3 separate regions of the Mus musculus genome follow, and regions 2 and 3 are each linked to region 1. A link is a loop called in an ENCODE intact Hi-C map of the cell type or tissue named here. Cell type or tissue: left cerebral cortex. All regions are shown on one strand. Each heading gives the region's core, and the rest is flanking DNA. Links, peaks and the distances in the headings are about the cores only. Region 1 holds the start of Mxd3 (Max dimerization protein 3). Region 2 holds the start of Pdlim7 (PDZ and LIM domain 7). Region 3 overlaps Prr7 (proline rich 7 (synaptic)).

Region 1 (10,562 bases), core at 750-8,749:
AGGCTAGGGAAATGGAGCAGCAGTTAAGAGCTAGATGCTCTTTCAGAATCTAATCTAGGTTAGAGTCCCAGCATCCGCAGTGACCCACAGCCACATGTATCTCCAGTTCCAGGAATTCTGACTCACTCTTCTGGCCTCCAGGGCATCCGGTACACACATGGTACACAGACATACATGGAGGCAAAATACTCAAAAATAACAATCAAAGTCTACTTGAAAGAGACACAGTTAAAAGCTGCAGGAGGTGCCACTGTCCTGTGCTATCCTGACAGGCTGGGGTGACATTCCCAGGTAGCCTCGAGCTGGGTGCTTCTGTCCCCCCAGCACGGATGGATGCTTTTCTCAGTCCTGTGTGCCTCTGCTACTGGGCCACAATCCGGTAGAAGAGGTGACCTCAAGAGACACAGGACCATTGGTGTTTTTAGAAGGTGCAAAGGAGGAGAGAGTCCTGGGGCTTTGCTGGAGGATGTGGCATTTGAGTGCATCTGGTATAGGCAGGGAGTGGGCGAGGGCAGGATCAGTGTGCTACGAGGCAGAGGAGGGGCACTGCCCAGCCCCTTGAACCCAAGGGCTGTTGGAGCCATCGCAGGTTGTACCAGGCATCAGTTCTACTGCAGCAAGGGGGAACTCACTGAAGGAGTCCAGCGTCTTTTTTTTTTTTAATATTCATTATGTATACAGTATTCTGCATGCATACCAGAAGAGAGCATCAGATTCCAGTATAGATAGTTGTGAGCCACCATGTGATTGCTGGGAATTGAACTCAGGACCTCTGGAGGAACAGCCAGCGCTCTTAACCTCTGAGCCATCTCACCAGCCCCGGAGTTCAGCTTCTTAATCAGGTCCCCACATCTGCAAAGGTTCTGGGGACAGGGAGACATCAGGACTATACCCTGAGCAATCTGTAGCAGGAGATGGAAGGCCTTGGTGATCTAAGGCACAAATCCATTTGGACATTAGTTATCTGACAAACTGCGACAAGGTAAGACAGCCCACTCCAGCCTGGCAGTGGTGGTGCATGCCTTTAAGCCTAGCACTTGGGAGGCAGAGGCAGGCATCCGCCTCTGAGTTCGAGACCAGCCTGGCTAAAGAGTGAGTTCCTGGACAGCCAGGGCTACACAGAGAAACCCTGTCCTGAAAAAAAAACAAAAAACCAACCAAACAACCAAATAAAACCCCCAAAACAGCCCCCCACCCCAACCCAACCAACCAACCAACCAACCAACAAAAAGACAGTCCACTCCAGTTACTGTGGCTGAAGGGGAAGTGGATCCCCAGACATCACAGGACCCAGGTGATCTAGGGACAGAGGCTCTTTTAGGTCACTGGAGTATCTGTTGGACCTGATACTTGCCAGAGCTTCATCGCCACACCTTGCCTTTCCCCCTAGGAAGGGTTACTCCTGCCTGCTCTGGCCCTATCTACATATTCATGGGAGGTCTGAGGCCAGGTTGACTTCTAACAACACCCTTCAGCCAGGCTGTTACCTATACCTCCTAGGATGATTCTGAGATGATGTGGCCTCCTCCCTCTGCTGGAACTTTCCTTGGAGAACCTTTTGTCTCCGTCCTGTTCTGAGGTCAGTCTCCTGGGTAGCAGATGTATGATGTCTGTGCCTGCACGGTGCTTGCGTGAAACCCCGACATTTGGGAACTGGAAGGAGTATCAGGAGGTCGCCATCTTGGGTTACATAGCAAGTTTGAAGCTAGATTGTTGCACATGAGATCCTGTGTCAATTCGCTCCTCCTTCTCTTCCAAGGGGAACGCACAAGAGCCTGACTGCTGACCGGAGCTGGGCAGACCTTCCGGTGTCTCTCTCCATAGCCACCAGGCCTTTCAGTCTACAAACTGTTACACAGTAGCCGCAACTCTTGGATTTAAAAAAAAAAAAAAAAAAAAAAAGGCGATTTCCCTTGGGAAGACAGCCTCTTCCGAAGGGGCCTGATTGGCACGTGACTGTGTTTTCCTAAGGCCATCTGTTCATAGTGCCCCCTCTCTGGTCCACTTGACTCTCAGAATGCCCCATCATTCCTGACTCATAGGTATGGCTACCCCTAGTGGCTATCCAGGAGCCTCCACCGGATGGCTAGCAGAGCCTTGTTCTAGATGCCACCCCGCCCCCCAGGGGCTGTCTGGTTGCAATGGCCCTAATGAGAGACGTATGTTTGCTTGCTGGCATTAGTTGTAACCACCGCAACGCTGTCTCACAGTACGCGAGTTGTCGTCACACCTAGCAGTGGCCGCTGAGGAGCTCCAGAACTCAGGGTGAGACAGTGTGTTTCATGCCCTGGCTTGGGAAGCTATCAACAGCCGACGTTTTCACGACGCCATTAACCTCCCTGCGAAGGACGGGAGAGCTAGGAGGGATTCCCATTCGAAGACCAATGAAGGGCAGATACGGGGCGGCCCGTACCGTGTCCTGCGTCCGCGCCCCCAACACAGGCGCGTGCGCATCGCCGTCTCTCGTAGCTCGCCCCCGCCCTCCTCGTCCGGGTTTTCAAATTTGAAACCGGCAGCTTTTCCCGCCCGAGTCGGGGCCCCCGCGGCGGGAGAAGGCGGGGCCGCGCATCAACCAACCCAGTCTCCGAGGCTCGCGGCCCGCCCGGAGGATGTGGCCGCGTCCCGCGCGCACGTGTAGCCCAGGCCGGCGCCTGCTAGGACCGGCGCGATTGCCTGTCGCAGGAGTGGGGCAGCTTGCAGCGCCCGGTGTCCGGGCTGCCTGACCCGGCGGAGGGTTCTTCCCTAAAGCGCAGAGCAGCAGCCCAGTTCAGCCTGGGCGGGAAGAGGCGGGCTGGGCTGGGCAGGGCGGGGCGGACGGGGTTCCCATGGGCGGGGCGGGGAGGGGCCAGGGCGGGGCGACCGGGGGCGGGGCGGGCCCTGTGCTTGTGGCACCGTGTCAGTTACATTGAAACAAAAGTGGTAAGGCGGCTGACAGGGCTAGCATCCCTAGCCCGCTGGTCGTCGGCTGTCGCCGACATGGAACCCGTGGCTAGCAACATCCAGGTCCTGCTGCAGGCAGCGGAGTTCCTGGAGAGGCGCGAGAGAGGTGAGGACAGACCCCGCGCGCGGGCTGAATTTGGCTCCCAACCTGGAGGGAGCAAGGCTGGAGGGCTGCTGGCGCGCTGCCGCCCGCACATCTATTGGAGTTCGCAGGCAGCCGGGCAGGGAGTGACTGGGGAAAGGGTCCTGGCGCCAAAAGCCTTTCCTTGACTTCGCCGTGCCAGGGGCTCCAGCTGACGGGCTGTGTTGCTGTGTTCTCTCTCTGGCAGAGGCAGAGCACGGTTATGCGTCCCTGTGTCCACACCACAGCCCCGGGACCGTCTGCAGGAGGAGGAAGCCACCCCTGCAAGCTCCTGGCGCGCTGAACAGTGGGCGGTGAGCAGGGATGGGGCAGTGTAGGGAGGGATGCTGGTCCTTAGCTGTCCCATCTAACTCTCTTCTCACTTCCTTGTTTGTTCTTCTGGCCCAGGTACCCTGCTCCATCCGCCTTTTCTACACACACACACACACACACACACACACACACACACACACACACGGCCCAGGTACCCTGCTCCATCCGCCTTTTCTACACACACACACACACACACACACACACATCACATCACATCACACAGGTCATTCACACTCCTGAATTGTCTCTACTACAGGCTTCTGCTTTTCTGTTCTTTTGCATATTCTGTTTCTTTAAAATAGTTTCCCCTCTACTGATTTCTCTGACAGGCTTATTTTTTGATCAAGTGTCACATCTGTCCAGGGAGCCTGTCTTGCCTGGCTGTCAGGGGCGAGACCCCGCAAGTACCTGGGCAAGTGTCCTGTATTTTTTGGTGTGTGTGTCTGATTCCTTTAGTCACTACCTGGGGTGTGGTGTCCTAAAGGAACCCAGGCCCTCACGAAAGGCTTCCTTGGCGCAGCTATCTGTAGTGAGGTCTGAGCTGCACAACAGCCTGGGGTTGAGGATTTGCACAGTACCCTCACTTGATCCCCTTGGCATTCACAGGTCTGTGCACAACGAGCTGGAGAAGCGCAGGTGAGTCCCAACCTGGCTCTCAACAGTTCCCGGTCTCAAGGACCATCTTTCTCAGACCTTTCCTCCCTTGCCATCCCTCTGGCTAGGGAGGTGGGGCTGGTACTGCCCTCCAGACTCCTTCCCTTGCAGGAGAGCCCAGCTGAAGCGGTGCTTAGAGCAACTGAGGCAGCAGATGCCCCTGGGAGTTGACTGTACCCGATACACTACACTAAGCCTCCTGCGCCGGGCCAGGGTGCATATCCAGGTGAGGAGCTGTCTCTTGTCTCTCTGCTTGGGAGACAGTGTGGTCTTGTGGTGTGGATGGCCTGGCTGCAGGGCTGCCTCCATTCTGTGGGACTTGAGACAATCCCGTTTTGTTCCCGAATCCATCTAATGGAAGAGAAGCAGACAGCAGGGCTGTTCTGAGGCCTTGTAAATGTTCCTTTTGTTGTGGGTAGTATTACTTAAGTCCTAGCTGTGAGACCTTGGATGAGTCTGTTTCCTGTTGGGTTCAGCAGGGAGTATACGGCTGGTGAAAATACTGTGCTAAGCCCTGCGATTCGGCAGACCGCAGAGGGCTGGTACCTAGCCTCTCCTCCTGACTTACTCCTCAGGGCTTTCTGGTTTGGGTTCTGCTGGTGGTGTTGAGTCAGGGGAGGTCTGGAGGCAAAGGACAGTGAATTAACTAGCTGGTTGGACTTGGCCTTGCTGCTGCTCGGGTGGAATTGCAGGCCCCCTGGTGGACAGGAGTGGATATGCAGACAACAAGGCCTAGGCTGTGCCAACCATGTGGGCGTGTTAGAAGCTGCCTTGGCAACAGAAGAGGATGTTTCCTGCTTTCTGGGCCCATGTGATGGAAGGAAACAATGAGAGTCAGACAGAGAGAGAGAGAGAGAGAGAGAGAGTGCGCACGCATGTGCGCGCACATGCGCGCACACACACACACACACACACACACACACACACACACACACACACACACACCTCTGAGAGCAGATGAGGGGCAGAATCAATCAATGCCTGACCTGTTTATCAGCGTTTATCATACACGGCTCTGTTAGGTTCTATTCAAGGGCCAGGGCAGTCAGTGCCATTGCTATTCAGCACATATTTGCACTGTCACATACATGCCTGCCTTCACCTCCAAGTGACCTGGTTCTCACGTAGGCTTACATTTCTCCCATGAGCTTGTCTGACCTCATTTTCAAGTAGATGAGCGTGCTACCCAGAGGGGCTGGCACCTGGGCATTAGCCCTTTCCTTGGGCAGCATCTCCTGAGTGGTCCTTCCACCAGGCTGCCTGCTATTCTGCATGTGCTGAGGCCAGCTCTAGCTGGGATCCCTGAAGGGACACAGCCTCACTTCCTGCTTCCTGTGAAACTCAAGCATCCCTAATGCGGCCTTGCTTTCCTGGGCTCCAAGTGGTCCCGTGACAGCTTGTAAAAGCTTCTCTCTTGGCCTACCAGAGACAAAGAGCTTCCCGGGGTCCCTCTGCCTTGATGGTACCCAGCCCCGTAGTTTAGTCTAGGTGAGGACATGCACCTTTCTGTACCTTGTGCTGAGTGTTCTGGCTTATTCCCCCCTTGCTTTAAATCATTTGTACGGGTTAAAGATCAAACCTAAGGCCTTGCACGTGCTAGGCACACCTTACCCCTGAGCTGCATCTCCAGCTGCTGTCTCTCTCTCTCTCTCTTTTTTTTTTTTTGTTTTGGTTTTTTTTGAGATAGGATTTCTCTGTATAGCCCTGGCTGTCCTGGAACTCACTCTGTAGACCAGAACTCAGAAATCTGCCTGCCTCTGCCTCCCGAGTGCTGGGATTAAAGGCATGCGCCACCACCCCCGGCTTGCTGTGTCTTTCTTATTATCTGCATGCAGGCTTCAGCCCAGTGAGTCTATAGTCCAACAATCAAGTGTAAAGAAATGGAAAGAGGTCAGGCAGTGGTGGCGCACGCCTTTAATCCCAGCATTTGGGAGGCAGAGGCAGGCGGATTTCTGAGTTTGAGGCCAGCCTGGTCTACAAAGTGAGTTCCAGGACAGCCAGGGCTACACAGAGAAGAGAAACCCTGTCTCGAAAAACCAAAAAAAAAAAAAGAAATGGAAAGAGACCACCAGATAGTGTGCTGGGTCTGACCACAGGTAGCAGTGGATGGAAACCTAAGTGTGGCCACATCCTTCAGTTTTACTTGTCAGGATGCTACAGTCCCCAAGTTTGTACTGACATTATATTCTCCATTGGATTATGTGACTAGGCTCTAAAGACACTTGAGATGGGGGTACCCTATGGTCCGTACTCATCTAGACAGTTCTTTGTATATTGAAGGGCAGGAGGTGGTGGCCTCTGAAGGTCATGAAGCCACCCTGGATGGGGTTCGTTCCATGGCTGCCTCTCTGTAGACCCTGGGCAGCTGACCCTATTCCCTGCCCCCGTGGGTTCTACAGAAGCTGGAGGAGCAGGAGCAGCAAGCCCGGCGGCTCAAGGAAAAGCTTCGCAGCAAACAGCAGAGCCTGCAGCAGCAGCTGGAGCAGCTCCAGGGGCTGCCAGGAGCTAGGGAGCGAGAGCGGCTGAGGGCAGACAGCTTGGACTCTTCAGGCCTGTCCTCTGAGCGCTCAGACTCAGACCAAGGTGGGTGCACACCCTGGGAGGGGCGAGGCTGGGGCGGGGGGCGGGGCCAGTGGGGAGCGTGGCTGGCTGGGGCGAGTGGACCGCTGGGGCGAGCAGACTGGCTTCTCCTTGCAGAGGATCTGGAGGTGGATGTGGAGAGCCTGGTGTTTGGGACTGAAACAGAGCTCCTACAGAGCTTCAGCGCTGGGCGGGAGCACAGCTACTCACACAGCACCTGCGCCTGGCTATGATGCCCACTGCGGCCTGTACTCTCCTTGGACTGAGCCTGCCAGTCAGTGGCCCCCACACAAGTTGGCTTAGAGCCACATGTTGAAGAGACTAAAGCCAAGGTGTGGGAGCAGACTCCAGACTCTGCTGCACAGCTTGAGCTTGGGCCACCCTCCCCATCCCCCAGGGAATTTCATGTAGCACTTGGCCCTGCTTTGCTGCTCCCCACAGGGACAGGAAGCCTCAAAACTTCTTGTTCCTGGGCAAAGCCCCAGGCCTCTGCCCGTATATACTGCACAGTATTTTCATTAAAATCCTCTTTTGTAAGTTCCTGTCCATGGTTTTGCCCCGATGAGATGAAGTCCCTGCCACAACTGGAAGAGAGGAAATAAGGTCAGTAGCTGGCAAAAAGGGTCTTGTGAAGGCAGTGCACATCTGACAGCGTGGAGGATGCTCTGTGGTCCTGATGCTGAGGCAGAGTGTGTGACGTGCCTGAGCTCCTGATTCAAACCAAAGCTATCTGACTCCAGAACTGGGGCTAATCAAATCATGTGTTTATTGAGTGCCTGTTATGTGCTAAATATTGTTCAGGGTACTTGGGACACAGCAGAGAATAAAACAAGGAGCCCTGCCCTCTTGGAGCGTACAGTCTATCACCTGCGCACTGCTGTGACCTTGGGCAAGTCACTGCACCCCTCTGCCCGGCAGACAGAGCTGGGTGTGGTGCAGATGCTGACCAGGACAGGGCCCTGACCCACCACCCCAGACAGCAGAGAGGGCTGCAGGTTGCTCTTTAATAATCACGTACACTGGGGAGAGGGAGAGGAAGCGAGTTATACGAGCTGCCGCTGCTGCTGCTTGGTGGCGGCCTTGTTGGCCAGGTCCTTGGCCTTCTCTGTAGCTGCCAGTGCGGTCTCCTTTGCTTTCTCTTTGGCCTCTTTGGCTGTCTCAACAAGGGTTTTGGAAGGGGCCTCACCTGTGGCAAACGACAGGGTCTAGCTTCAGACAATGCCTGGAAGACCCACCCAAGCCCTGGTCAATCACAGCAGCCATTGTTGATGGGTTCTTAGGAATGAAGTTGGTGTCCTGTTTCTTGACCCTCCCACCCATCCTTCATAGGCACACTTAGGAGTCTCATTGGTCAAGGCTACTGGGAGTGAGGGTTTCTCCAACTCCTGACACAGTGTCCAGGGCCCTCACCTTGTAGCTTGGCCAGGATGTATTCAAAGCCCTTCATTGTCTTGGTCACATTGCTTTTGAACCGGGCAAGACCAAATTCCTGGCAGGAGAGGGAGAAGGATGGGAGAGTTACTCAATGACCCAGAGCCGAGCCCCGCCCTGCCCGCCCTGCAGCCTCTTACCTGGACAGCTCTGGAGACGCCAAATAAGCTAGAGGAGACCCAGGCTTCCCGACGGATTTCGGTCCAGCCGCTATTGTCAGAGTTCACACAGTAAACACATCGTTCCTCCACCACCTTCAAGGGAAGTTGGGCTGAGCACCTCAAAGAAGCACCCTATGCTCTGCTCACTTGCACGCTCACACCCTGTCTCTACCATGCTACTGTCCCTGTCTCCTTCACAAGGGGAAGCAATGACAAAGTTCTTCCCGTTATGTATCCTGGGCCCAGAGGGAGGCTGCTCTGCCTCCATTACCTCTCTGTTGACCCTTCCAAGTAGAACAGTTTCTTGGGATCAGTTGCTATTCCAACCCGATCTTGGGGCCTCTGGATCTAGATGTGAGCAGTGTTTCTCGTCTGCCTTCTACCCTCTCCTCTTTGAACTTCCTGGTATTGTGTGTGTGCGCAAGCACGCGCACACACTCCAAAAATGACAGCTTTCATTAACAAAGGGAGCGGCAGCCTCCTGAAGAATGTGAAGTAGTCACAAACTTGTCAATGTGATATCTACCAAGCAGAGCTCTCAGCTGAGGTGACTTCAGACAGTGCTGGGCAGGAAAAGGTGCCTTACTCACGGATTGTGAGTGGCACATCTTTATATAAAGTTTTTCTTTTTTGAAACGCACAATTTCCACCTCTCAGGCTTACAGAAGCCGAGAAAGAATCATCTAGAAGCTCGAAGGTTATTCACACTGTGTGAACATTCCCAAACATGGGTTTTCAAGCCTTCCAAAGCATACAAGATCCATATAATGCACTTCCTCAAATCTCATGCACAAACCGAGGCACACCCCAGTTATCTCCACTTGATGTGACTCCAACAGGGAAGCCACAGCCTCCCTTTCTCGATCAGCATCATTCCTGAAAGCCACCCCCCCCCCCATATGTATGCATGCATGCATGTCACCAACTGACTGCTCTGCGCACAGTACTTGTAACAAGCTTTGAAAAGGGGTGTCAGCCGGGCAGTGGTTGGTGGTGCACGCCTTTAATCCTAGCACTTGGGAGGCAGAGGCAGGTAGATTTCTAAGCTCGAGGACAGCCTGGTCTACAAAATGAGTTCCAGGAGAGCCAGAGTTTCACAGAGAAACCCTGTCTCGGGGAAAAAAAAAAAGAAAAAAAGAACAGGGGTGTCTTTCCCCACCATCTGAGAGCCAAGGGACAGTCCCAGAGAATCTGACCAATCGAAAGGGTAGACCAATCTAAGGGCAGAACTCTAGAGATGCAGCTCATTGGTATTTTAGGCCTGCCTCTGGCCACAGAAGTTCCCACAACTCTCTTGCCTGAAATCTGAAGGGCAACTATTTTGAGGGAGCAAAGGAAGTCTCACCATCAGCCGGGCATGGTTGATGTTCCAGGTGAAGGTGGTCATGGTCTGATTCTGGGGGTCCACAATAGAGTCCTCCAGGATGTACACGGAGTGAGCAACGTTGGCAGGAAACAGTCGCTCTGCCCAACGTGGCATCCTGTTGGTCTTGGTCAGGAGTCTCCGGGACAGTAGCTTCTGGTCGGGGGTCACCTCCCGGTGCACTATGTCTTCGGTTAAGACATGTTTGCTGCAAGAGTTAAAGATGATTCTCAGGAGCCTGCTCTTGACAGCATGTCTACTGGTTCCTATTTAGCGCCTCCAGGTCATGGCTGCCTGCAATCTGTGATCTGTGCCCGGGTTCAGAATTAGAGTACACTGAACCTATCCCCGGGCAAATTCCAACTCCCTCCTCCACCCGACATGGATTCTGTGGCTCTCCAAAGCGAGCAAAATCTCAAGAATTATACCACTAGAGAGCGCCAGCAGCAGGTAAGCAAACCATCCTCAGGATTTCTGGCCCCGAAATACCGCTCAACTCCCGTGCTGCCGCCTCTTCCTGTCCAACCACCTTTGGACTGCAAAATAGAAATCTAGAGCCCAATATAAATCACAAACTAGACAATCTTCTTCGAGGACTTTGGAGGCTTGGACTGATTCTAATCCTATAAGGATTTTGTGCTATAACTGTGGCCACAGTTCCGCAGATAGCCCACATCGGACTCTGTCCAGTCTTTCAAACTCCACTATTGAAGGACAGCCTACGGTGCGATCTCCAGAAGAAGAGAGGAAGGCGACTCGCTCTACCCAACGCCACGTACCTATAGGGATTCGGGTACCGTTGCCAGAAGGCGGCGAACACTTGGTCCCAGGAACTTCGGAGCACGCTCTGGCCCAGGAAATACTTCACCATCGTCCCGACCCGGACGGGCTCAGCACCCGTGCAGCATCAGGGTGAAGAGCCCGGGGGTGGGGGGGACGTGGCTAGGCGCACGCCCGCCAGGCTCGCAGCTCAATCTCC
Region 2 (10,562 bases), core at 1,542-9,541, 190 kb before region 1:
AGACTAGATTATGTATTAGACCTAATTCTCTACTAAGATTTTTCACCTGAGGTGAGGTAGGGGGTTAGAGAGATGGCGCAGCACTTAAGAGCACTGACTGCTTGTTCTGCCAGAGGATCCGAGTTCAAAACCAAATGCCCTCTTTTGGCTTCCATGGGTACATGCATGCAGTACACAGACAAGTGTGCCCTTAAAACATCTGTACACAGCCGGGCAGTGGTGGTGCATGCCTTTAATCCCAGCACTTGGGAGGCAGAGGCAGGTGGATTTCTGAGTTCAAGGCCAGCCTGGTCTACAGAGTGAGTTCCAGGACAGCCAGAGCTATACAGAGAAACCCTGTCTCAGAAAAAAAAAATTTGTACACATAAAGAACAAAGGAAACAACTATTCTCTTTATAAGTTCTGCTGAGATTGTGGGTGGGATGATAGCTTGCCAAATAAAGAATGTGTGAACCCACAAAACAGCTATGGTGAGATGCTACCTGTATCCTCAGCTCCTGGCAGGCAGAGACAAGATCCCCATGGCAAACTGGCTAGGTGGACTAGCTAGAATCAGTGAGCCACAGCTTCAGAGACTCAGAGCAAAGTAGAAGGCGGTGAAGAAAGATGCTCATTGTTAACGTTTGACTTAAACACAGCACACACACACACACACACACACATGTATATGAAACTCACACTCATGCACACATGCCATACACATGCACATGCAGAGAGTTTTACCAGTTGCCTACGCTGTTCCAGGGATGAGAGGAACAGCCCGTGTTCTCCAGGTGCCAGCCTTCCAGAGCGAGATAATTTACCAGTGCCTGTTTTCTGCTCCCTGCTGCTTCTGGACTCTGCTCCACTTGTGCGTAAGAAGCTGCTCCGGCTACCAAGTACCTGGCTTCTCAATCCTTGGACTTCCTGCTTCAGCTGCACCTCCTTTAGAGACAGAATCTCTGGCACTTCCACTTGCCTTAACCTCATGCCCTGGCCTCTCAACAATGAGCTTAGAGACACCCAGGTTCATCTTGCCCACATGTTGACACTCCCAAGCCCTGTGCTCAAGACAGTGACAATCAGCCTTGCTCCTAGCATCTTCCGGCTGCCTCTTACCTTCCACTCTACTTCCCCCACACCTCGCACTTGGAGTTGCTCCTCCCCTCCTACTTCATGTGACTGGTCAAGCCCTCAGCCTCTGGCGAATCCACTGACATCTGCTCACATCTGGAGAAATCCACTTACAAAGACTTGACTGTTGTCTCACATAGGCAGGTCCTGCAGGCTTCCTGCGCTGCTACTGTCCCAGAGGAGCCATGCTGTGCAGGTTTGAATGCGAATGACACCCATAGACCCATAAGTTCGAATGCTTGGTCCCCAGTTAGTGGAACTGTTTGGGAAGGATTGGGAGGTGTGGCCTTGATAAGGGGGTGTGTCACTGGGGTTAAGCTCTAAGGTTTCAAAAAGCCATGCTAGGAAGAGTCTCTCTCTTTCTGTCTCCCGCTTGTGGATCAGATGTGAGCTCTCAGCTACTGCTCCAGTGCCATGCCTGACTTTCATACTGCCACGCACCCCACCAGGATGAACACGCAGTAATTCTCTGAAACTGTCAACAAGTCACCAGGTAAATGCTTTCTTGTGTAAAGTGCCTTAGTCAGGACATCCTATCACAGCAGCAGAGCAGTAACTAAGACATCTTCAAGCCTTCCACTTCCACCTACCCCCACCTCCTAGACGCTGTCAGGACTCAGCAGTGAGCAGACGTGAACTTCTGCCCTCCTCTGCTGTACTAACAAAGGGTCCAGCATCTTCATGCATCTTTTCCTTCCTGGCCCTACAGAAGGAGTGTTTGTCTCTAGATTGTGCTCCCATGGGAAGTGTCCAGTTAGTTTCTTTGTGGGACTTTTCCTCATTCATTCATTCATTCATTCATTCACTGACATTAGCATCTTGCCATTTTCTTCCTTCCTTTCTTTCTTTATTTTTTTAAAGATTTACTTATTTATTTTATGTATATGAGTACATTGTTGCTATCTTCAGGCACACCAGAAGAGGGCATAAGATCCAATTATAGATGGTTGTGAGCCACCATGTGCTTGCTGGGAATTGAACTCAGGACCTCTGGAAGAACAGTCAGTGCTCTTCACCACTGAGCCATCTCTCCAGCCCACCATCACCATTTCCAATACCAGAGAAATGACAGATGCTCTCTGATTTCAAGTACGAAGAACAACCTTCCATGGCCCTCACGTTCCCTGTCTGCCTCCTCCTCCCACTTCTCGGTTCTGCTCACACTGAAGCTCCTTGAAACCATTGAATTACTCTCATTTCCAGTTTCTTGCCCCCTCTCTCCCTAACTTCAGTTTCCTCTTTTTCTACTTTTCCATTACATAATGTTTCAAAGTCACGGACTCCCTGCCAGACCAAGCTACACATTGAGACCCTGGGACCCCTCTGCTCCTTGGCAGGACTCCTTGTCCTTCCTGAAAGCATCAGTGGTCTTTTCTGCACAATTACAGCGTCTCCTCCAGATTGGCTCACGTTTTTCCAGTGCTCAGGGATGGAAGCCAAAGCTATTGTCCAGCTAGCCAAATGTTCCTCCAGAAGCAGCCCCAGCTCTTCTGCTATCTTCTCTGTTACTGATCCTCTCAGAGTTCTTGCAGATCAGCCTGTCAAGTCGTCTGGAAGCCTCTGAAGAGTGCCCATGGCTAGGCTCACACGTACAGCTCTGGTTTTTTTGTTTTTTGTTTTTTGTTTGTTTGTTTGTTTGTTTTTTAAATCAGTTGGGGACAAGGGACTTTGGCATTGGTGTTTGGGTTTTCAAATTCTGGGATTATTCTGACATGTGTCCTGAGCTGAGCACCACTGGTGTAGGTAAGCTAATCACTGCCTTCATTTTCTTAAGATTTGCTTATTTGGGGGCTGGTGAGATGGCTCAGTGGGTAAGAGCACTGACTGCTCTTCCGAAGGTCCGCAGTTCAAATCCCAGCAACCACATGGTGGCTCACAACCATCCGTAATGAGATCTGACTCCCTCTTCTGGAGTGTCTGAAGACAGCTACAGTGTACTTACATATAATAAATAAATCTTTAAAAAAAAAAAGTGGATAACTCACCAGGCATCTTGGCTCATGCCTTTGGTCCCAGTGCCTGGGAACCAGAGGCAGGTAGATCTCTGTGAGTTGGAGGCTAGCTTGGTCTATGGAGTGAGTTCTATACCAGCCAGGGTATACAATGAATACTTGTTTCAAAAACAAAAACAAAAACAAAACAAAACACAAAAAACAACCATGGATAATGCAGTACATTTAAAAAAAAAAGAAAAAAAAAGATTTGCTTGTTTGTTTGTTTATTATTTTTCTGAGACAGGGTTTCTCTGTATATCTCTGGCTATCCTGGAACTCTATAGACCAGGCTGGCCTCGAACTCAGAGATCCATCTGCCTCTGCCTCCTATGTTCTGGGATCAAAGGTGTGTGCCACCACCACCACAGTGATTTATTTATATTTATGTGTGTGTCACTTGTGTGTCTGTGTGCATGAAGTGTATGGCATGCCCATGGCAGCCAGAAGAGGTCAGAGTGCTTAGATACCCTCTGGAGTTTTAGACCCATTATTAGTCACAATGTGGGTACTAGGAACCAAACTTGGGTACTCTACAAGAGCAAAATTGTTCTTAACTGCAAAATCTCTCCAGCCTTTACACATCACTACATTTTAAAGGCCATTTAAATACTGGTAGTTTTCAAAGGCATGTCTTCCTTCAACATAGACTTTCTGGGGATGGAGAAGTGGCTTAGTGGTTAAGTGCTTACTGTTCTACCAGAGGAGGAGTTTGTTTCTCAGCACCCACATGAAGTGGCTCACAAATGCCTGCAATACCTAGGAATAATACAACTCTCCCCTGTTCGCTATAAATCTTTGAACATGCACACACATACACACTTACACACAGATATACACACTCACACATGCATGAACACACATGCAATACACACTCACATGCATGCATGTGCACATACACACAAACGTATGCATGTAGGCACACTTGTACATGCACACACACACACATACTTCATGCTCACTACAGATCTAAGAATCCCACTGCACACTGGACATCTGGATATCTAAAAGACAATCCTGGGTCTAGGGCTGTAGCTAAAGGGTGATAACACTTATCTAATAGATGTGAAACCCTTGCCCACCAATACTGCTGAAAGAAAAATATCTCCAACTTTAATGTGGGACGAGAAGTTAGAAGTTGGGACTCAGTGCATTACTCTCCCAAGGCGTGTTTGAGAACAAAAAGAAAAGTCTAGAAGGATGTTAGATGCTGAGAGTCAGGTTAGCACAAACAGTCCTGGCAAAACAGCATCGCCCACAACCAATCAAGCAATCGTAGAGCCACAAGGCCAGGAAACCTCACCTGAGCAGCTGCGGCATGGAGGCCTTCTCCCTCAGTGGGTAGTCACAGCCCTTGCTACTTCACCAAAAACAAGGACACACCGGAGTCCTGGTCATAACCAAAACTGGAATCCAGAACTCTGGAGGCTTTGGTCTGTTAACCTCTTCTTCATTAAAAATCCCAGTTTCAGGGCTGGGGATATGACTCAGTGGTAGAGAGTTTTCCAGAATGTACAAGGTTAAGCACACTGACTGCTCTTCCAGAGGTCCTGAGTTCAAATGCCAGCAACCACATGGTGGCTCACAACCATCTGTAAGGAGATCTGACTCCCTCTTCTGGAGTGTCTGAAGACAGCTACAGTGTACTTCCATATAATAAATAAATACATATTTTAAAAAAAGACTCTGTCTCAAAAAAAAAAAGCAAAAAACAAACAAACAAAACAAAAAACAGTCAAAGTCTCAGTTGCATGGGGATTTCCATCTTCTTCCAACTAGTTTAGAAGACCTTCAGAACTAAGAGACCTGGCCATGGAGCTGCAGGGATCCTGGCCACCAGAGGGCGCTGTATCCTTCCTAGTCCCTGCCTGTTCCAAACCTGGAGGCTGTGTGTTCTTGAGAAGATCCAAAAAGATGCACCCAGGCCCATGCCTTTCTGTGGAGCAAGAAAGGTCCTTGGAAGCCTTTCCTGTCGGCCGGCAGATGGCCAGGAGCCGTCGAAGTGCCATTCTCTTTCCTTCATTGCACCTTTGCAAGCCTTCCTTCATCTGATCATATCAACTCCGTGCAGGTTCTGAGGGCAGGCACAATAGGGGCACAGTATATCACAGGGTGGAAAGTGCTATGGGGAAAACAAAGTAGGTTAAAGGACTAGGGTATGATACAGGTATGGTATCATGGAACTGCTGTTTTAAATATTTAAAATGTCTTTGTTTATTCTATTTGTCTGTCTGCATGTATAATCTACGCACCATGTACATGCCTGGTACACAGGGAAGCCAGCAGAGGGTGTCTGAAACCCCCTGGAATTAGAATTACAAATGGTTGTGAGCCACCATGTGGGTTCTGAGAATCAAACCTGGGTCCTTTGAAAGATCCGCTGGTGCTCTTAACTGCTGTGCCATCTCTCCAGTGGGGACTGCTGTTCCAGATGGGGTGCTCGGAGAAGACCCCAGGAGGAGGCAGTATTCAAACAGAGAAAAAAAAAATAAGGCTTTTAGATCCCTACAGAAAAAAAAATAGTTGGGCTGGAGAGATGGCTCAGTGGTTAAGAGCACTGACTGCAGCGGGGTGTGGTGGCACATGCCTGTAATCCCAGCACTCGGGAGGCAGGGGCAGGTGGATTTCTGAGTTTGAGGCCAGCCTGGTCTACAGAGTGAGTTTCAGGACAGCCAGGGATACACAGAGAAACCGTGTCTCAAAAAAAAAAAAAAAAGAAAGAAAGAAAGAAAAGAAAAGAAAAGAAAAAAGAAAGAAAAGAAAAAGAAAAAGAAGAAAAAGAAAAGAAGAAGAAGAAGAAGAAGAAGAAGAAGAAGAAGAAGAAGAAGAAGAAGAAGAAGAAGAAAAAGAAGAAGAAGAGCACTGACTGCTCTTCTGAAGGTCCTGAGTTCAACTCCCAGCAACCCCATGATGGCTCACAACCATCTGTAATGGAATCTGATGCCCTCCTCTGGTGTGTCTGAAGAGAGTGACAGTGTACTCATATATAGAAAATAAACAAGTAAATGTTTTTTAAAAAAGAAAAAAAAAGTGTTTGAAGATAAAGAAATTGTGAAATGCAAAGGGGCCCTAAGGCGAGAATATACTTGGGGGTGTAGAACCAGGGCCAGAGTGGGCTAAGTGGAGTGGGCGAGTGTGAAAGAGCTCTGCCAGTTTTATTTCTTTTTCATGTCTTAGAGAGTCAGACTTAACATCTTCCCCAAGAAGCTAAGCATAACCTCCTCCTTTCCCTTATTTTTATTGTATTTCTTTTCTTTTCTTTCTTTTTTCTCCTTTTACTTATTTTGAAGCAGGGTCTCATTAAATGGCCTAGGCTGGCCTTGAACATGTAACCCCCCTTTTCCCCAGTAGCTGGAATTACACAGGCCCTGTGCTGCCAGGCCCAACACTTGACCCAGTTTCTTAGTCTTGGGTAGGTCTTAAGGATTTTAGTTTTATTTTAAATCGAGTGTGAGCCCACTGGAATGCTAAAAAGATGAAGTGTGATCTCTGTTTTAAGAATATCACATCCGCAACGGCAAGAAGACTGGGGGGTGGGGTGGGGGGAGGCAAGGGTGATAGCGGGGCGGTCAGCAAGGAGGCTCGTAGGTGTTGAAGCATTCGATGGAGGTGAAACAGCAGCAAGAGTTAGCTGCTGCTGTTCAAGCCAGTCTACACAAGGAGACCTTATTTTATGTGTATGGGTGAAACAGCAGCAAGGGTTAGCTGTGAGAACATCGGGAGATGATGTAGATGAGAAGAGACATATAATTTCATAGGTTCTGCGGAACCAACCAGGTGAATGATGTCATTGGCTGAGACCAGGAAGGAGTGAGAAGAAAGCACAAACTTGGATTGTTTGAGAAACCTTCCTGGCAGACACGTAGACAAGGTATACATTATTGGTGTCTGCAGTTCTTGAGGAAAGAGCTCGGGCTGACCATTTTCAGTGTTATTGAAAGCCAAAGGAGAGTAAGGGCTCTTAAGGTGTGAGTTTCATGACCAAATGGCCAAAGACTGGAGGCCGATGAAGTGTTATAGAGGGAAGGAAGCCTTGAAGCTAGAAAGATTGGGATTTTAGATGAGGAAGCTGCTGGGCTTGGTATGATCTCAGCCCTCCGGAGGGAAGAGCTGGAAGATCTGGGAACCCATGCAAGTTCAAGCCAGTCTACCCAAGGAGACCTTATTTTATGCGTATGGGCGTTTTCCCTGCATGCATATGTGCGCTATGTGTGCACCAGATGCCTAGAGAGGTCAGAAGAAGGCGCTGTATCTGGGGGGGTGGGGGTGGGAAGAAGAAGATAGAAATGAAGGAATGGAAAAAGAAAAAACCCCTGATCAACCTGGTGTAGACCAGCATTCCTGTCAGAACAGGATGAAACCTGAAGGCTGCAGCTGACTTAATTGAGGTCATAGAAGACCTGGAGAAAGAGTCAATAGTATAGGGGACGAGGGACAAAGAGGGAAACGTGATGGAGACAGAAGCATAGCAGATAGCTAAAGAGGGTGGTTTTGTTTTTTTGGTTTTTTTTTTTCTTCAGTTTTTCGAGACACGGTTTCTCTGTGTAGCCTTGGCTGTCCTGGAACTCACTACATAGATCAGTCAGTCTGGCCTTGAACTCAGAGACCCACCTGAAGAGGATTTCTTCAAGGATGACAACTCCCATAAGAATTTATGTACTTGGGACAATGATGGGGAAGAGGGGGTGTGATGATGGGGGGGCTGGGCAAGGGGAGGCTGTGCACCTCTCTACTGACTCAAACATTCAGGAGAGCTCAGCTTTTCCTTCTGCCCACCCTTGGCTAAGACCGAGGCTAAAGCAGGGGCTCTGAGAACACTCCGTGGCAGCCCCTTCCATCCCAACCGCATTGGAAGAACTGTGTACTCTGGACTGGGGTTAAATGGGAAACAATCCATTCCAATAGTGGTTCTGGGGGCTCTGGGTGGAAGTCCCATGGCTGTGGACTCTACTTACACCGTCAGACAACAAGTGGCGCTAAGCCCGCCCCCGTTGGCTCTTACTATGTATGTATTTACTTGTTTGTTATATCCTGCAAGCCTTTGGTTGGGTTTGGTGTTGAGGACTGAAACAAGGGCCTCCAGAGAGCTTAGCTACTGAGCTCCACCACTAAGCTACATCCCGAACACCAGGAAGCCTAACTTGAAACTACCCTATCTCGCTTCTCCAGTTCCTAGAGAATCTGAAATCTGATGATGCTGACAATATTGACCTCTAACAGTATCCCTAACAGAAAAGTGTTACCATGCCATTTTCCTCTACAAGAGAATACGGTGAGAGATCAATCAACTCTGGGGTTTCAAACGGATGCTTTCCTCCACTCCGCCAGTGGGAGGCGCAAGGGGCTTGGGCGAGAGCCTGAAGCGGGGCACAGGCTGGGCAGCGACCCGACTGGCGAGGGTAAGTGCCCGATCTCACCTTCCCTCTCCTGGAGACTCAGGGTTTTTTGACTGGGTGGGGCCTCCCACCGACCCCGGGATGTCCACTCGTTTGGCCTGGGGAGGGCGTGGCCTAGGGCTCCGCCCCCTTCCGCGGGCTCAAAAGGCGCGGCGTCCGCGGAGGCGGGGTCAGAGCGCAGCGGCGGATCCCATCGCTGCTCCCGGAGGCTGCCAGGCAGCGGCCCAGGCGGGCACTCAGGTACCGGCGTCCGCGAGGGGGTTCCTGGCCTGCACCCTACGGGGTCCTATGGCCCGCTGAGGCGCTGGGGAGGGCGTGGGTGGTCGTGAAGAGTGCCAGATTCCCTCGGCTGGCTTCGGCCGCAGCCTCCGCCCCCGCCTTCCTGCGGCGAAGTGGGGCTGATTGGCGCCTGCGCCACTGTGTGCGGTGGGGACGCGGCCAAGCGCGGGGCTGGGGCGGGAGACGAAGGGAAACAGAGTCATGTTGGCAAGGGAGCATCGTGCGTGGGTGGCACCACTTTCTCTGGCTTCCAGAAAGGATCCCCTCTCTGGCCGTGCGTAAGGGACACGGCCCCCGTCGCTCTCTACAGGACCAGTACCCCGTTTTTCTTTTCCCCTTTCAGAGACCAGGGGTCCCGCCCTGACCACCAGCAGCCTCGACCTGTCCCAAAATGGCTAGGACCCGCTCCAGCGTCCTCCTTCTCCACCCCTCCCCCTCATATCCCGAGCCCCTAACGTGCTCCCTCCTCGGGCTCTCTACAGTGTCAGCTTACACGCCTTATATAGTCCGAGCAGGCTCCGGCGGCGGCCTGCCTGCCGGGACCCGGGGAAGGAGGGGGAGCTGGCCCCTGACTCACCCCGCCACCCTCCTGAGATTCCAGGTTAGCTTGGGCAAAGCAGTGCCAATTAGCCCCACAGCCAACCCCTGGAAGAGAAAAGCACCTGAGCTCGGAGAGGCCTCTCCAGGCCCTCCCGGTGGCAGGGGGCAGGGTGGGGAACCACCTTGTCTGTTGTCTGTGAGAGGTCGGCCTGCCAGGAGCCCAGCCAAGCCAGCTGAGATACCTGCCTCCCAGTGCCTGTGTGTGTTGAGCGTCCGCCCGTGCCTTCTTGGTGCCTGGCCAACGCTAGTGCCCAGATCTGGACCTGCCTGCCAATTTGCATTGCAGACACTTTCTCTTCTTCCTCACAGGAGCAGGCACGATGGATTCCTTCAAGGTGGTGCTGGAAGGGCCAGCCCCTTGGGGCTTCCGTCTGCAAGGGGGCAAGGACTTCAATGTGCCCCTCTCTATCTCTCGGGTGAGCCTAGGTGGGGGAACAAACTCCCCAAGGGTTCTTGGGTGCTCAGGTTTCCAGAGGATCATGGGAGGAAACAGCAGGAGCAAGCCAGGACCAATAAGGCAGGAGTATCCAGGTCCAAATGGACACTTAACTACCAGGACTCCCAACTAGGTGGAGAGTAGAGAGGCACTCCCAACTTCCCTACTTTGACATGGTATTTGATGCTCTCCCACCAAGCCATCTGTGAGTGACAAGGGGGAGCCTGTTCCTTCGGTATTGGAGGCTGATGTCTCCAAGAAGTATCTTACTTAGCTAGGAGAGCAGCCTGTGGAGCCAGGTCCCCAGCAGGATGTAACTTTAATTCCAGTTATTCAAGGAATAGCAGTTGTCATCCTGTTTCCCCAAGTGACAGAGCTTGGTGGGCTGGAGGAGCCCATTCAGTAAGTCCACTGCAGAGCAAGGGTTTGAACTGAGGCACAAAAACGGCTTGTACTCTCTGTACGGTCAAGGCCAACGGGGAACTCTTCCCGCCCTGTGTGAGGACTGAGTCCCAGTCAGCTGGCTCTAGTCAGGCTGTGTGGCCTTTGACCCCAAGCCTAGGTGTAGTGAGGCTGGCCTGTAGAATTCCTGTTCCCATTCCTCAGTCCACCCTGGTGAGGAGGGTGGAGCTGGGAACTGACTCCTCCCTGAGGCAGGGGGATTACCTTATAAGCCCAAGAATGCGGGCCCCAGTTGGGATGGCCAGCAGTGGCTAGTCAACAGAGCCCAAGAGGGCTGGCCTAAGT
Region 3 (10,562 bases), core at 1,089-9,088, 140 kb before region 1:
GGTGGGGTAAGGAGGGCCCCGCTTCCCAGCAGCCCCCTCGCCCTTTCTCCCCCAGCCTGACTGCCGACTGCTGGTGTTTGTCCCCAGAGCAGGTACTACCTGCCTCTTGTCCCTGGCCCTGTAGGGCACTGGCCCCCAGCGGCCTGGTTCACAGGGTCTGGAGCAGCAATCTGGCCCCTGGGGGGCCTGGGGAGCTCACAGCCCCCACCCACACTTGAGACACAAGGTGGATAGTCCTGATTCCACCTGGCTCCCACTTCCTCACTCACTAGCCTGGGCATTTGCTCCGCAGGCAGCCACCTGGACAGCCACCGGAGGATGGCACCCACTCCTATTCCCACCCGGAGCCCATCTGATTCCAGCACAGCCTCTACCCCCATCGCTGAGCAGATCGAGAGGGCCCTGGATGAGGTCACATCCTCGCAGCCTCCACCTCCACCTCCACCACCTCCACCAACTCAAGGTAAGAGAAGGGCCCCACCGGTACCTATCCTTCCATCAGTCTCTGGGTAGGGAACCCTAGGTTGCCACAGTAACATAGTTCAAAGAACTTGGACCAATCCTCACCAACACTACACTGCTAAGGAAGTGGCTATAGCAGAGGAGCGCCCTGGTGTTGCTCTTAGACAATGCCTTCTCTAACCCTCAGTGGCTCATCACTGAGGAATGTGGCCTTCCTCCTGGTGGTTTAAAAAAAGTTGGTGAGGGCTGGAGAGATGGCTCCGAGGTTAAGAGCACTGGTTGCTCTCCCTGAGGTCCTGAGTTCAATTCCCAGCATCCACATGGTGGCTCACAACCACCTATAATGAGATCTGGCACCCTCTTCTGACCTGGAGGCGTACACGTAGGCAGGATGCTGTATACATAATAAAAATGAATCTTTCAAAACATAAAAATGAAAAGAGTGGGTGAAAGGATAGGGAGGTACAGCTGTAGTAGAAGGTATCTCAAATTTACCCAGAAGTCTCAAACTCGTCACTCTTCAGTGGGTGGACATGGTACACTGGCCCAGGGCATCTATCCTTCCCCAAGGGGGCTGACTGTATTGTGTCCTTCATGTGCACTGCCACAGAGGCCCAGGAGACTACCCCAAGCCTGGATGAAGAGCTCAGCAAGGAGGCCAAAGTAACAGCAGCTCCTGAGGTCTGGGCTGGCTGTGCGGCAGAGCCCCCTCAGGCACAGGAACCTCCCCTGTTGCAAAGCAGCCCCCTGGAGGACTCGATGTGCACAGAATCTCCAGAGCAGGCTGCCCTGGCTGCCCCTGCGGAGCCTGCTGCCTCTGTCACCTCAGTAGCTGATGTCCATGCAGCTGACACCATTGAGACCACCACTGCCACTACTGACACCACTATTGCCAACAACGTCACCCCTGCCGCTGCCAGCCTCATTGATCTATGGCCTGGCAACGGGGAAGAGGCCTCAACACTTCAGGCTGAACCCAGGGTGCCCACACCACCCTCAGGTGCTGAGGCCTCCCTGGCAGAGGTGCCCCTGCTGAATGAGGCCGCTCAGGAGCCGCTGCCGCCGGTAGGCGAAGGCTGTGCTAACCTTCTTAATTTTGATGAGCTGCCAGAACCTCCAGCCACCTTCTGTGACCCAGAGGAGGAAGTAGGAGAAACGCTGGCTGCCTCCCAGGTCCTAACTATGCCCTCAGCTCTAGAGGAGGTAGATCAGGTGCTGGAGCAGGAGCTGGAGCCAGAACCTCACCTGCTGACCAATGGAGAGACCACTCAAAAGGAGGGGACCCAGGTGGGACAGGGGGAGCCTGGTGGGAGGGACAGTATTCAGTGCGGAGGGGGAGGGCGGATTGCTTGTAGATCCATATTGAGAAGCAGCTCTATGCCACGCCCCTTTCCATCTCTGCCATTCGTTCCCTGGCAGGCATCTGTGTTTCCCCAGCAACCAAGGATTCCAAGAGTGGTTGCTGGGGAAACAGGCTCAGGCCTGATAGATCAGCTGTTGTCCTGACAGTTGGGTCCTGGTGACCTAAGCTTTTATTAAACTAACTAAATAAACAAACAAAACAAAACCAAATAACAAACCCCAGCAGGCCAGCGAAGGATACTTCAGTCAGTCACAGGAGGAAGAGTTCGCCCAATCAGAAGAGCCATGTGCAAAGGTTCCGCCTCCTGTATTTTACAACAAGCCTCCAGGTAGTATCCCCGGGTGAATGATGGGAATTCTGGAATTCTGGGATGGGACTGGAGGGCTAGGGGTGTCACTAGAGTCGGTTGGCACAGCTCTTAGAGGTTGGGGGGCGGGTGGCACCACTGATGGATCTACCCAGCCTTCTCTCTTCTCTCAATATATCCTAGAAATCGACATCACCTGCTGGGATGCAGACCCAGTTCCTGAAGAGGAAGAGGGCTTCGAGGGTGGTGATTAGTAGCGGCGACTGCCCCCTGGCTGCCCTCGCCAAGGCTGCCTACCTGCAGTGGCCTCTGGCCAGCCGGCTTGCAGTGCCAGCATTAGCAGCAGCCCCGCCTGGCTCCCACTCTGGATTCCGGCACTGGCCGGGGACCTGTCTGCTTCCTTACCCACAGGGCCTGACTTTTACAGCTTTTCTCTTTTTTTTAAAAGTTGATAGACTTGTACAATTGACTGGTTTTCCTCCCGTTGGTAGTTGAAACAATGTTGCAGATTCCACCCCCTTCCTGCCCAGACCAGATTGTAGCTTAGTTCTTTCTGCTCAGCTGACCAGGGTGGAGGCCTCACCTTGTTTGGGACCTGGTGGGGGTCGGGGGTTCTGGTGGGAAAATGTTCCCCCCATCACTTTTCCTAGTTTTATGTTTCTTGGAAAAAAAATCACTTTGTATTCTCTATCCAGGGCTTCAGATATTTTGCACGAAATTTAAAACATGGCAATAAATGGCTCGTGGGCTCTGGCTCCCTGGGACCCTTCCCCTTCTCTTTACCCTCGCTGCTTGGTCAGAAGGAATTATCAGACCCACCTGGGGCCCCTTGGCTTCCCGCCCTCTCCTGCCGGGCAGGTCCCAGGCTGGAGGTCCTAGGCATGACTCAAGTCAGGGCTTATTGATGGGACCCAGTGGTTTGGGTGGCCCCTCCCCAATTCTTTCCTCTCTGCTTGGGTTCTTTTTCACATTAACTTTTTTTTTTTTTCTAAGCACAAACTTATGTAATGGGTCGTGCTCATGTCTGTTAATAAAGAAATCCAGATCCCTTCGGGCCTGCTGCTCTGGGCCTCCAGGGGTTGATCTGGCGTGGGCGCCGGCCCTCACGACCAGCTTCCCAACTCCTGTCACCTCCGAGGCTACAGGGGGCGCACAAAAACAGGTTAGGAGGAGACGGAACATTAAGCCCTTGAGAAACAACCTTTGGTTTCCGAACACCAGCCCTCTGCTCTCAAGGCCAGTACTCGGGCACTTTCCCTAAAGTCCACATGCCCGGTCACTAGCACCTTGTGCTTAAAGCAGCTGGTATCCCCCTCCGCTTGTACCAAAGCAGATCACACACCTTTATTATCCTCAAAATGTAACAAACAGGGTAAGAAATCCCTCCCTCCCCCCCACCCCTCCCTGCAGTCCAAGGGAAGCATTTAAAAAGCCTCGCAGTCAGGCTAGGAGTTCGCCCGTGGGGCTCGGGACGCCGGGCGCCCCTCTATACGGCTGTAGTCCTCCCGAACAAGGGGATGGAGACCGGCAGACGCCAAGCTCCGTGCTCCAGGGGCTCTCGGCTGCTGAGCTCTGAGTCGGTCCAGCTGGGGAAAACCCGGCGGCTGCGTTCCGCCTGCAGACAGAGGGCAGGGCAGGGTGCGGCGGGCCGCGGGGCGCTGGGAAGATGCAGCGCCGAAGTATAGCCCCGGTCCAGGAAGAGAGGCTTGTAACTCGGAGGCGGCTGCTCCTGCTTCTCCGCGCTGTCGCGGCGGCTCAGAAAGGGCGTGACGATCTTGCGGTAGAGGCCGCGAGTGTCCGTGAGCACCTCGCTGTAGGGAGGCGGCGGCTCGGCCATCAGCACCGCCTCCTCGTAGCACGGCGGCTTAGACATGTCCGATTCCGCTGCGGAACGGGAAGCGGGCTGGTGAGGATGAAGCCGCCGGCCCGGGGCAGAAGCCTCGCCCAGCCACCACCACCCCAGCCCGCTTCTCCCGGTGCTAAGGGTGGGGCGCCTCCGGCATGGGCAGGGAGCGCTCGCCTGCCGAAACGCAGCCTTACCTTGGCGCGGATAGCTCCAGGGCCGGGGCGGCACGGCGAGGTGCGGCGGCGGTGGGTGCGGCAGTGCGTGATGGTGTGGGTGCGGGTGCGCGTGCGGCGGCGCCGGCCCGTGGTGCAGCAGCGGGTGCACGTGCACGTGCGAGTGCGCGTGCACAGGCGCCTCCAGACGGCTGCGGTGCGGTGGCGGCGGCGGCGCCAGGCCGGGAGGACTTCCAGCCAGGCTGCCCTCAAGCTCGAGGGGCTCCAGCTCCAGGGCACGCAAGTTCTGCTCCCTTAGTCGCTCCTCCTGGCGCCGTTTGAGGCGGCGGCGCAGGAAGCTGCAGAAGCAGCAGAGCAGGACGATGAGACCCCAGATGAGCCAGAAGCCGGCGAAGCAAGTGAGGAACGTGTAGGTGCCCTGGGACATCACCATGGCTGCGGCACAAGCGGCAGGTCCTCGGCGGCTCTACTGGACGCTGGGCTCCTCGGCGTGGCCCCGGGGCCGCGCCACGCTCCCAGGTGCCGCCAGTGTCACTCGGGGACCTGCGGCCGGGGGCTGCCTGCGGCGGGGCTCAATAGGCGCACATGCCGGCGAGGGGCAACTGTGGTTCCCGCTCCTTCCCATGGCGCCGGCCGGCGCGGGCCTGCTTCACCCGGGGCCGCGAGCGACCTGCGGGGCAGACACAGGGCTCAGCGAGGCTCGCCAGGGTCCTTGGTGACTCCCGGCCTGCATCCGCGTCCCGCGCAGGGCCGGGGATGCCTCCTCGGTGGGAACCCCCGCACTCCCCGGGGGCCGGGTGACGTCACCCAGGGATGACGTCACGCCCCGAGGTTTCCCCGATAGGGTTTCCCCCGAATCGGGACCCGGCGACCGCGTGCTGACGCGACCCAAGAGAGGCCAGTAGGGGGCGCGCGGAGTCCGCCCGCGACCCCAGGGTCCAGCTTCGAGGTGGTTTCGGAAGCTGTGACTGCCAGGACGCTGGAGTAGTCTTGGCGCGGTGTTTTGGGGGCGAGGGAAAGGGCAGTGCACCTCCAGGAGGCCCACCAGCAGTCCGCTTGGAGCCCAGTTTCTGCCCTGCACTGCTTCCAACTATTAGCCACGCCTGAAAGAGATTGGCGAGTGGCTGCCACTGCATGCCACCAGCCCGGTCTTTGTCTGTTCCCAACACCGTGTGCTGGGCGTGGGCCAGGCCGGCTTTCCTTCCTCTAGGCGCCTCTGCCAGCCGGATTCTAGCCCCAACTCGACTTCCCACACCACCTACTCATGCGCAAACCCCACTTGGCTGCACCTCTCTTACTTCCAACCCAACCCCCTTCCTTCCACTAATCCCTTTCCCTCTTTGTAAAGTGGGGTAGAAAATTAGATTTGTCTTTCAGACCCACCTAGCCCTACAGTCAGGACAAACCCTGGTCTCTGGGTCCACCTCCTATCACAGCAGGGGGCGACATCTCTGCATGGGTGGGGGGCTACAGGGGTTGGTGGGAGAGAAGTCTGGAGCCCTGACTGCTTAATTAAGGCCAAGCAACAGACGGGTCACCATCCCCACAGAACAGAGATGGGCCTTTCTCGAATACCTTCTACCAGCAACTTACACAACCCTGTGGGTAACAGTGTCTTTCTAACTCACAGCTGGGAGCTGGAAGAGCAGTTAACTGCACAGACCGCAGCTCTAATTTGAACCTAGGTCTAGTCACCAAGCGCTGGCCCACTGAACTTGTGAGAAGGAAGGTTTTCCAGGAGCTTCAAGGAAATGCCTGGCCTTGGCGCACCCACACTCACTCAGCTTTGGTGCCCGAAATCAGCTTAAGACTCGGGCTGAAAGGGTGCCAGGCCTTGGCCACCCCATCTCCCCAGATGGCTCCTGTCTGACTCTCTGGCTGCCTTCAGCCATGTGTCACTTGGTGCCCGTGCCAGTCCTATCCTCCTGGGCCTGCGTTCCAGAGCAGACAAGGGTAGGAACAATAGCTCTGCCCGCCCCCTTGACAACCCCACCACGAGGCTGCCATGGTGATGCAGCCCAGATAAAAACACGATGCTGCCAGTCACTGGGAGTTAATTAAATCTGTTGTTCTCTTTCCTTGAGCCCTCAGGAACAGGAATGTTCTGAAGAAATAGGCACAAGCTAGAGGTTTCAAGCAAAAGGGCAGAAACAGTTCCGGGTTAAAGAAGGAATTTCTGTGGCTGGAGTTAATGATGCTTGCTAAGTTAGAAGTATCTGCCAAGAATCAGGGGTGACATGGGTCTGCAATGATGAAGATGGCTCGAGCCCAGAAGATGGGCTATCATGGACAGCATGATGTCACGGTCCCTTCTAAGAGTATATAAGGGGAAGCTTTAGAATAATGTCAGGGTCATCAGAAACTGTCCTTTCTTTCCAGGTAATTGTCATTTTTGAGACAGGATGTCACTATATAGTCCCAGCTAACTTAAGAGCAATCCACAGGCCTCTGCCTTCCCATTACTGGATGAAAGGCATGAACCACCACCACCACCACCACCACCACCACCACCACCACAACTGGCTTCATGCAGAATCTTAAGGGCATTCACATTACCCTGTCACTTCTGGTTGCACTGTTCTCTGAGAGATGAGGTGACACGCTCAGAAGCAAGAGCAAGCCTCGTCTCATGTGGCACAGCTAAAAGAAGGCGCTAAGGTTTAGCCTGTATCTCAGTCAGTCACTGCCCACTTCCCACGTGGCAGGCTGTGGATGAAACTCTGTTGGTCAGCACTGGGCACCAGAGACCCTGAGAACCCCTGGTCGTTAGGTTAACTAGTCGCCAGACTTCCTGTCCAGGCTCTGGCCCACCTGTTGTGGTGTAGCTCAGGGAGTGGGGAAGAAGTACAAGATGGAGAGAGAGTGGCAGCTTCAGGCTCAACACAGAATGAAGTACAGAAGCTATACCCTAAGGGTACCTAGCTAAAGTGGGCGTTAGGCCAGACTCCAAAGAATGAGCCCCAAATCTCTGTGCGTCTGTCGCTGAGGCAAGGATTAAGAACCATCATTCACTGTGCCATGCAATCTGAGGGTCAGAGAAATCTCCTTGGGAACACACCACTGAGCTGGCCTCGGACAACAGCCAGGCTGTACTGTCCAACTAATAGTAAGCATTCTCCTGCAGGGGGCCACAGAGGGCCGGCCGACATCTGGCCTACAGTCTCCTCTATATTCTTTAGTCCACAAGAGTTGCTCAGTCCATAAACATCAAGTGGGCCATGCATATCTTTTGAGATGCTCTATCGTGCAAGCCACACTTTTTAAAGCCCCCTGCCCCACGGCATTTCCCTGCCTCTGTGCATGCTTTGGCCCTAGCTGGGGGAATATGCGGACCTGGAATCTTGCTCTCAGCCACTTGCTGTCTCTATGTGGAAGATGTTGATAGCAAACACCCGCCCCTTGCCCGCCTCCCCTGCTGGGGGCTACGTCCTCCAGATGGACCGCTCCTTCCATCAGCCAAGTTTCTCATTCACTGTATTCCCTCTTTCTCTTTTTTCTCATTGCCTTATATTCTTGCAGATTCTTAAACATTTCTTAGGATTTCATCCTGATTTGTATAGCATTTAGGGCATATGGTTTTGCTGGGGTTTCTTAGACCATCCTGGGATTACAGCAAGGGATGAAAGCAAGACTCCAGGTGTTTTCTAACCACTGTGCTCAGTTTCCTCAGGAATCCCTACGATAAAAGTTGTGCTCATTTCTGCAAAGGTCACTGAGTTGTCTGCTTCTGGGCTGGGGGGTGGCTGGTGGGTTTTGGAATGGTACCTCTGAAACCTGTACAAGTGTATCAACATCTTTGACATAGAGACAGCAAGTGGCTGAGAGCAAGATCCCAGGTCTGCATATTCCCCCAGCTAGGGCCAAAGCATGCACAGAGGCAGGGAAATGCCGTGGGGCAGGGGGCTTTAAAAAGCGTGGCCTGCACGATAGAGCATCTCAAAACCTGTACAAGTGTCTGAAATACAAGGAAGGGGAGCTTGTCCAGATCTAGAGATCTAGCACCACCCACCACCACACGATTCAAGAGGTCTGGGGGTTCACATTTCTCGTCCTGAACTCACTAGGTCACCCACACTGGCCTTGGACGCCATCACAGCCCTCTTGCTTCCTCTTCCTCAAAACTGAGTTCACAGGCAAAAGCCACCACACCTGGCTTCAGAGTTCAAATTTCTAACAATTTCCCAGCATATGAGATGCCAGAGAACCCCGGGACCTCGGTCATGGTCTCCAGAATGCGTTCCTGCCAGGGCCTCTTGGCCTCCTCTACCGTTCCCTGAATGTGTTTGCCCTGAGCTACGTCACAGCCCTAGCCAGGGTGAGGATAATAAAGCCTAGTCATCTTGGAATGCACTAGGGAATTAACCAAGGCCTGATCAACTGACACACAGTAGCTAAAAGCCACTTGTGGGAGTGATTTGAGTGGTGTTTTAGCTGTAGGGGAGGAGAATACTTCAGGAGCTGGATCAGGGTATAGTTCATCTTGGGAAACATCACTGAAAAAAGCCATGACCCAGCTCTTAGCCCTCTAGGGGTGGGTTTGTTTTGTTTTGAAGACACAGTCTCATTATGTAGCTCTGGCTGTCATGGCACTATATAGACCAGGTTGGCCTGAAACTCAGAGATCTACCTGCCTTTGCCTCCCAACTACTGGGATTAAAGGTATGCACCATTAAAACTGGTATGCACCATAAAAACTGGTAGTCAGGCTGGGTTATAACCAAAGCAAAAACCCAGTCATCTATGAATACGAGGAAAAATATATTGAGGAGACAGAGTGGTTGAACACATGGCTAGGGTGGAGGAGGGAAGTCGCTGTCACCTGTCCTTGCAGGTGTCACTAGCCTCTACAGTTGTGGTCTCAGCAACACTCAGGAGGTCAAGTCATGGGCTCACTTGGTTGGAAAGCCCTGAAGACTGCCGAGTCCAGTCATGGCAGGCAAGGCTTACCAGGGAGACAAAGGTGACATTTCTACACCTCTCTCTCACACCAACACAGATGCACTGAGGCCAGAGAGAGCTGAACTTGTCTCCCAGAGTCAGTCTTGCATGGGTTTGCCATAACCTCACTCCCAATAATCTCAGTAGGATGTGTGACCTGACCTCAGCACAAAGAAATTGCCACAGGACACCAGAGACGAGTTCCAGTCGATTTTTGGACACAGAGGATTTCCTTAGGCCCACATTTCTCAGCTCTGACCCTGTCGGAGGCAGTGGAGGAATGGAGGCAGGGAAAGCCCAAGCCCATATTAAAACCTCATTTCTGTGCTTCCCTGTGTCCCCACCCCTCACTCAACATGGACAGGATTTGTTCTTGCAAGGGAGGAGGCCACCTGGTAGGAAAGATAATGTTCATGTGTCAGAAGGAGCAGCCCGTTTTAACAAGTCAAGCGCAGAGAAGAACCTGTTTCTGTCCTAATTAACCCCGTGATCCCATCCTAGTCACACAGCTAAGGTAGAACATGGATGCTAAGACCTGGCTGAGGGGCTGGAGAGATGGTGCAGTAGTTAAGAGCACTTGTTCTTCTTGCAGAGGACCCAGGTTCAATTCCCAGCACAAACATAGTGTGATTAACTACAACCTGAAACTCCAGTTCCAGGCATCTGATGCCCTCTTCTGACCTCCATAGGCACCAAGCACACACATGGTACACAGATAGAGTTGTAGGTAAAACACCCAAACACAATGTGAATAAACCAAAAATAGACAGACAAAAAAGACCCAAACCTGTCCCAAACCCGTCCAGTAATGCCCAAGTCAGTTTTGGGGCGGGAAGAGACACAACAGATGTGAAATCACTGTAAGTCTCATGTACACAACTACGTGTGGCCAGCTGCAGGCCAGCACCCGGCACTATGGTGGTGGTCCAACAGAAATCCCCCCACATTACTATGGGCTGCATGCAGGGTCAAGAGTTAAGACCTTCAACTTTAACACAGTCCGTGGATGTGTCTTGTTGGCCAGTGAGTAACAATTTTTTCAACATTCATTTTCCCAACATTTGCACAAAGGTCAGTTTTAAGCATGATTTCAAAAACTGGATGATCTAGACACATGAAGTCCACATATTGCATGGTGACATTAACTGCTGAGCAGGCCCCTGGCTACATCCCTCATCCCACTGCCCCTAGGACACATGAAGGCTCCCAGTCTCTGAGCTGGTCTGGCCAATCACAGGGCTCCAGCACTATCTTAATCTGGATTTGCCAGATTGTCTCATCATTAGAAATACAAGCCGTAAGAGGCCAGTAAGCCTATATACCAGAGACAGGGGCTGGGGGCTTTCCCAGGGGACTAAGGCAGCCAGCCTGAGGCTTGGAGTCAGCTAGAGAGAAAATGGAGGCAGGAGACAAGAAGGCAGCCTATCAATAGCACACCCTGTGCTGCATGTGAGGGAGAAAGAAGCCAGCTGA

Evidence for each region. A loop is a pair of places that touch in the nucleus more often than their neighbours do. Peaks named below come from ENCODE experiments on the same cell type or tissue, not always from the same donor. Only the 100,000 strongest peaks of a DNase experiment are listed, where the experiment ranks them.
Region 2: it touches region 1 in a loop (4-fold over the local background); 4 of 42 quality-filtered maps call a loop at or near these places.
Region 3: it touches region 1 in a loop (3-fold over the local background); 2 of 42 quality-filtered maps call a loop at or near these places.

The regions. Positions count from the first base shown.
Region 1 is chr13:55,322,082-55,332,643 of GRCm38, reverse strand. It overlaps Prelid1 (PRELI domain containing 1), which reads right to left. Exons shown (of 5, transcript NM_025596.5): 1 at 10,363-10,562; 2 at 9,566-9,791; 3 at 8,200-8,313; 4 at 8,039-8,117; 5 at 7,372-7,814. The coding sequence starts at 10,454. The coding sequence ends at 7,672. Mxd3 (Max dimerization protein 3) reads left to right here and starts at 2,913. Exons shown (of 6, transcript NM_016662.5): 1 at 2,913-3,046; 2 at 3,270-3,375; 3 at 4,001-4,030; 4 at 4,160-4,274; 5 at 6,448-6,631; 6 at 6,746-7,474. The coding sequence starts at 2,977. The coding sequence ends at 6,861. In left cerebral cortex, for the core only: CTCF peaks have their summits at 2,080 (motif pointing left), 4,548 and 4,754 (motif pointing left); DNase peaks (open chromatin) are centred at 3,252, 4,777, 5,143, 6,856 and 2 more places; H3K4me3 peaks cover 1,273 bases; H3K27ac peaks cover 727 bases.
Region 2 is chr13:55,511,545-55,522,106 of GRCm38, reverse strand. It overlaps Pdlim7 (PDZ and LIM domain 7), which reads left to right and starts at 8,661. Exons shown (of 13, transcript NM_001114088.2): 1 at 8,661-8,740; 2 at 9,689-9,795. The coding sequence starts at 9,700. In left cerebral cortex, for the core only: CTCF peaks have their summits at 4,924 (motif pointing right) and 8,444; DNase peaks (open chromatin) are centred at 6,470, 6,841, 8,562, 8,909 and 2 more places; H3K4me3 peaks cover 1,441 bases; H3K27ac peaks cover 2,132 bases.
Region 3 is chr13:55,466,047-55,476,608 of GRCm38, reverse strand. Prr7 (proline rich 7 (synaptic)) reads right to left here. Exons shown (of 3, transcript NM_001030296.4): 2 at 4,173-4,821; 3 at 3,454-4,016. The coding sequence starts at 4,584. The coding sequence ends at 3,619. It overlaps Dbn1 (drebrin 1), which reads left to right. Exons shown (of 15, transcript NM_001177371.1): 12 at 293-463; 13 at 1,073-1,749; 14 at 2,051-2,153; 15 at 2,316-3,181. The coding sequence ends at 2,386. Among named protein-coding and RNA genes, the nearest start is that of Mir6944, 6.4 kb to the left of the region's middle. In left cerebral cortex, for the core only: CTCF peaks have their summits at 3,269, 5,048 (motif pointing right), 7,262, 8,663 and 1 weaker place; DNase peaks (open chromatin) are centred at 5,078, 5,341, 6,049, 7,171 and 5 more places; H3K4me3 peaks cover 2,574 bases; H3K27ac peaks cover 5,166 bases.